Regions from separate parts of the Homo sapiens genome. Here region 2 is linked to region 1. The links are chromatin loops, found by intact Hi-C in ENCODE. Cell type or tissue: HCT116. All regions are shown on one strand. Each heading gives the region's core, and the rest is flanking DNA. Links, peaks and the distances in the headings are about the cores only.

What was found. Hi-C counts contacts between places; a loop is a spot of excess contacts. Peaks named below come from ENCODE experiments on the same cell type or tissue, not always from the same donor. Only the 100,000 strongest peaks of a DNase experiment are listed, where the experiment ranks them.
Region 2: it touches region 1 in a loop (4-fold over the local background); 5 of 110 quality-filtered maps call a loop at or near these places.

The regions. Positions count from the first base shown.
Region 1 is chr14:32,575,158-32,577,978 of GRCh38, forward strand. AKAP6 (A-kinase anchoring protein 6) reads left to right here. Exons shown (of 14, transcript NM_004274.5): 5 at 1,963-2,085. Among named protein-coding and RNA genes, the nearest start is that of AKAP6, 250 kb to the left of the region's middle. In HCT116, for the core only: a CTCF peak has its summit at 1,124 (motif pointing right); a DNase peak (open chromatin) is centred at 1,124; H3K27me3 peaks cover 905 bases.
Region 2 is chr14:33,847,773-33,850,593 of GRCh38, forward strand. No RefSeq gene overlaps it. Among named protein-coding and RNA genes, the nearest start is that of EGLN3, 100 kb to the right of the region's middle. In HCT116, for the core only: a CTCF peak has its summit at 1,584 (motif pointing right); a DNase peak (open chromatin) is centred at 1,559.

The sequences.
Region 1 (2,821 bases), core at 21-2,520:
GAGGAAATGAAAAGCAAAGCAACTCTCAAATTTATGCAAATGCAGGAAAGGCGAAAGAACAGACAAACTGATACCCTGAAGATAGGAGAAGGGGCAAAATGAATGATCTTGCATGGATTCTTGGCATTTGGAAAGAGTTGCAATATGAGAAAATTAGAAAAAAAGGCTGAGTTTGGTAGATCACCAGAAAATTCACTTAGTAAGGGAATACATTGTATGAAATTTCTGAAACCTTCTCTGTTGGACATATTTTCACCTCACCTGGAAGAAAATCTTCTGAGTGATGACCAACAGAAACCTCAATGATGTTGTCAATCAGTTTAGGGTTGGAGTCTAGGACTGGAGGAATGTTAAACTACCATATAGTTCCCAGCTCAGCCAATTGCAATTGTGTAGGTCTCAGTTTGTGATTATGATGTCTCTAAGATGATATTTCTCATTAGTTTTATCAAATCTAACCAATTGGGATAGATTTTTGAAAGAATATAAATGAGAAATCTTGCATTTGTGAAATCTGGTTGTGATATGTATCCCTGGGTGTGACTCTCCTTGGAGACTTGGTACAATAGAGAGATTTTCAATAGGAAAAGCTTTTGGAAACATGTATGAATATGGGAAACCATATGATGTACCACTATGTGGGATGATAGACTGAGCTCTATCTAAACAGGTTGGCAACACACCAGAGCATGGCAGTATGGTATGATCTGACTCTATGGGACTCTGTGCCCACATCTCTGCTTTGTCCCCCTCTAATAAACAATTTGTGTTCCTGAGTGTTATTTGTTTTTTTACTTACCACTCTCCACAATTCCATTTTCTCTTTTTCTCATGATTTTTTTTGAGGTAATCTAATTGCTTGAATTAAAGGTTTATGAATCTTAAAATATTATCTAGGAAAAACCCTAATGGCAAAACCTAGCTTGTGATAAACATTATAAAAAATATTTACTTTTACCTCTTTCCACTTCAGTGTCAGGACATCCTCAGTTAAGCATTAAAAATATTAATCAAGATTATTTGAAAGGCACATCTGAAGAATGGGTTAAGTTTAATAGGGAAACGGCATCTCAACCCATTCCTAGTTATGTGTGGAAGCCTGCCCTTGCTCCTTATGACCTCCAGGTGGTGCTGTTTACCCAGACACGGAAAGCAGGAGCCCAGCCCCATTTCTTTCACTTAGGTTTGCAGTTGGGCTTTCATATTTTCAAAATATTTTCTGTTTCTACAGATGTATACTTCTAAATGGCCAATAAAATTTTATAACCACTATTTGAAAAATTGCAAGGTTATTGTGATTTGTGCTTCCTAGCCAAGAATATATCTTTATGTCTGTACATACCCGAAGTCAAGTATTTATGTTTGTTCATTGGTCCCACTTTCTACGCTTCCTTCCTTTGTAGCACACAGGCTCAGACACAGACATTTGGGCTGTGGACAGAACTCGTCCAAGGACCTGTAAATACTTATGTAATTTTGAAATATATTTCTAGTTCAGCTATGGCAACTAAACTCCACAGGCTTCTGGGTGAAGAACAACATCTTTACAGGAATGCCAATCCCTGTAAAGGATTTGGCAATCCCCCAAAGCCAACGAGTGTTCCTAGCAGACCTGACCTGATTTTTTGGCAGGGGGATGCTTGTCAGACACCAGAAATGTTTTGATGTTTTGAGGTCACCCATACAGTGACACCCCACAATCCAATCCAAATTCCTCAGAAAAGTGATTCTAGAGAAAAACTGAGAGGGAAGCATTGACAGTTTCTTTCCCATTTTGGTAAGAGTTCAGGTCCAGGAATAGTGGAAATTCCATTACAGCAAAGATGAAACTAGGATAGGAGTGCGGTGGGATCGATTTGATCATGGATAAAATTTGGAACTTTTAATATTGGCTTTTTACAGAATAACCAACTAACATGCCTTTCTTGCCCCTTTTTTTCCCCTTTTCTTTCCTTTCACAAGGGGTTTGTAAACAAACTGGATGAATTCATTCAATGGTTAAATGAAGCCATGGAAACTACAGAAAATTGGACTCCCCCTAAAGCAGAGATGGATGACCTTAAACTGTATCTGGAGACACACTTGGTAGGCAAGATTGTGTTGTTCTTGCTGTCAATAATCAAAGGATTTTAATGTACTGCTTGTTTGTTTATGAGAAATATCAATTTTATTTATCAAAGGTTACTATATGTCAATGAAACCAAATTTTAATGGGTCACAGAAGATGAAAATTTACAGGCATTTCAAGTAATACTATGAAACCTAAATCATCTCTGTTTCAAGCTACCTTTTCAAAGCTTTTCCTGGAAGGATAAGTAATTATTTAAAAATACCTTAGAAAATTTTATTAGACCCTTGTTCTCTAAAGCAGCAACTGAAGGTTTTCCCTTTCTTAAAAACAAATAAATGAAAGAGATGATTTTGATGACCATTCTAAGCTTTCTAGAATTCTTGTAAAATTAATGAACCTCTCATTATCAAGAGGGTCTACATTATCTGTTCTACACTGGGTTATTTTAATAAAATATTTAAAATGATGATCTCCATCATTTTTGCTGCTATGTGGGTTTTTCAGCATATAATTAATACAACTGTCATTACACTCATCCCTGTGCATAGAGAAAACCATGGAGGGGAAGTGGAAAACACTCAGATGAATTTGCTTCTGAATGTTAAAAGCAAGAATTATAGACTGGGGGACATTCGATGAACCTCGTGGGGTTTTTACTGAATGCTTCAAATGGCCGATATCAATTATGAAGGGGTGGAAACTAAGTAGTGGAGTGTGATAAAGCATGAAGAAAAAGCACGTGTCATAGGA
Region 2 (2,821 bases), core at 106-2,605, 1.3 Mb after region 1:
TATACATGGATGTACAGAATGGAATAATAGACATCGGAGACTCCAAAAGGTGGGAGGGTAGGAGGGGGGTGAAAGTTGAAAAATTACCTGTTGGGTTCGACCTTCACTATTCAGATGATGGGTTCACTAAGAGCCCCGACCTCACCGCTCCACAATACAAGCATGTTAAGAAATCTGCACTTGTGCCCCCTAAATATATATATTTTAAATTTTTGTTTTAAAAAAAGCTATAGTCCAGGTTTATGCCATGTGACCCTATGCCTTTTGACAATAGCTGGTTGGACCAGAGACTGCTCGCCGACCATATGTTTTGGAAACCCATTCTCAAAAATCAAAAGACTGTATAGCATCAACACCAGCATTGACTTTCTATCGAGCCAAAGCTACAGGTAAGAAAGTTAGGACAGAGCTCATCATCATAATAAATGATGATGATGCAATAATAGCTAACATATCTAACACTGTCGACATGCCACATATTGTGCTGAATGATTTTTATCTAATTTCATCCTTACAACAAATCTGCGAAATAGCTATTTCAATGTCTTGTTAGTTCTCCTCCTGTTCCTTATTTTTAACTTAAATCAGAGTTGGTTTCCATTGCTTGCAACAAAGAACTCTGACTAGTACAATTACACTCTCCATTTCACAGATGGGACATCAAACTTAAGACAATAGAACCTTCCCAGTTCATACAGGTAGAAACAGAGAGGTATAGAAGTGAAATCTAGTCCCCCCCACCTCCAGAACCTGTGCACTTCATGATTTACTATCATTTGTACCTCCAGTTTCCATTAGGCCTTTCTGTATGCTGTTTTTGCAATATCTGTATCCTTTATTGGAGATAGCATATAAGCTATCTTTACATTGCTATATTCAAAATGAAATAAAGAAGGAAGAACCAGACAGGAGGTCATGAAAGCAGGTAGTCAAGTGACTGCAGCTGTGGGGAGAAGAATGAGGCCAAAGCTGGGAACCAAGTAGAAAGTGACTCTCCACCCTCACAGTTAGGGATCAAGTCTGTCCAGCTGCTGTGGTTCTGACAGGCCTACATAATTATGGAAAAGCAATCAGAATCTCTCCGTGTCCTCATTAGGTTGAGATGGGCAAGGAACAAATGCTCTGCTTCTCGTCTGCTCTCTGCTCGTGGAGCAGAACGTTGGTTCCTTTTTACATCCACAGCCTCCCAGACAGCATCAGGACACTGAATCCTGGGACTCCATTGTCCTACAGGAACAGCAGGAAACAAGGCTGCTGTTCTACTCCTTGGATGAAAAGTGAATGCTCCCTAGGAAACGGACACTCTGGTAATTGCTCCATTTGGATAAAGTTTCCAAATCTAGTATCTATAGATTCAGAACCCTAAGTCAACCACTAAGAAGCATTTTTGTTTTTTCACCTGAAATGCTCCTTCGCAGCTGATCTGGGTTTCCTAACAGTGCCTTTTGCATGAATGACCTCAAAGCCGCCACAGAGGGAGCCACGGTGCCAGCAGGGCTGCTCTCCTGTTTGCTAGCTTTGCTCTGCTCCTCACTAATAGAAAATCCCCAAGGATGTGGGAACCCTTGGGAGGCCTCTGAGCAAGGCTGTGCCTCAGGGCATGGGAGGAAGTCATCACTAGAGGGCCCCACTGAGCTCCCTTGCCTGCCCAGCAGGGACACCTTCAGACATGGGATTCAGGAATTCAGCCACACAGGAACACCAGAATGAGACCAGAGCTTGGACTGGAGTCATTGCTCTTGAGTTTTTCTATTATACAAACAAGCCTTAGAGGCTGAGACAAACCTTGCAAATCTTCCTCCACCCCAGGTTGAGTCCTACACCCTACCCCTGAGTCCACACCTGGTGCTGACAATCACAATACTTACCACTCTGTTTATGGAAAATATACTTGCTGCATTTTGAGGACTCTGCTACATGATTTCTATGTATTATTATTTTAATTTTTACTTTTTTAGAGACAGGGTCTCCCTCTGTCACCCAGGCTGGAGCGCAGTGGTGCAATCAGAGCTCACTGCAGCCTCCATCTCCTGGGCTCAAGCGATGCTCCCACCTCAGCATCCGAAGTAGCTAGGAATACAGGTGCACACCACCATGCCTGGCCTATTAATTCATTTAATGCTTACAACAGTCCTTTGAGGTAACTATTATTATCCCCATCTACATATGAAGAATCTGAGATTAAGAAAAATTAAGTAACTTGTCCAAGGTGATTATAGCCAATAAGGAGTGAGATTGGAAAATGAATTCAGGCTGACTCAGGAGCCTTTTTTTTTTTTTTTTTTTTTTTTTTTGCGATGGAGTTTTGCTCTTGTTGCCCAGACTGGAGTGCAATGGCAGGATCTCGGCTCACGGCAACCTCCGCCTCCCGGGTCCAAGTGATTCTCCTGCCTCAGCCTCCCGAGTAGCTGGGATTACAGGCATGTGCCACCACGTCCAGCTAATTTTGTATTTTTAGCAGAGATGGGGTTTCTCCCTGTTGGTCAGGCTGGTCTCGAACTCCCAACCTCAGGTGAACCGCCTGCCTCGGCCTCCCAAAGTGCTGGGATTACAGGCTTGAGCCACCACGCCCGGCCAGGAGCCTGACTTCTAAGCCATTAAACCATACAGGCTGCATTTGTTAGCCCATATATTTCTATTGTGCTATTACATCACCCAAGAGCTATCCCAGACATTAAGAAATTGCCCGGCCGGGCACGGTGGCTCACACCTGTAATCCCAGCACTTTGGGAGGCCAAGGCAGGCGGATCATGAGGTCAGGAGATTGAGACCATCCTGGCTAACATGGTGAAACCCCATTTCTACTAAAAATACAAAAAAT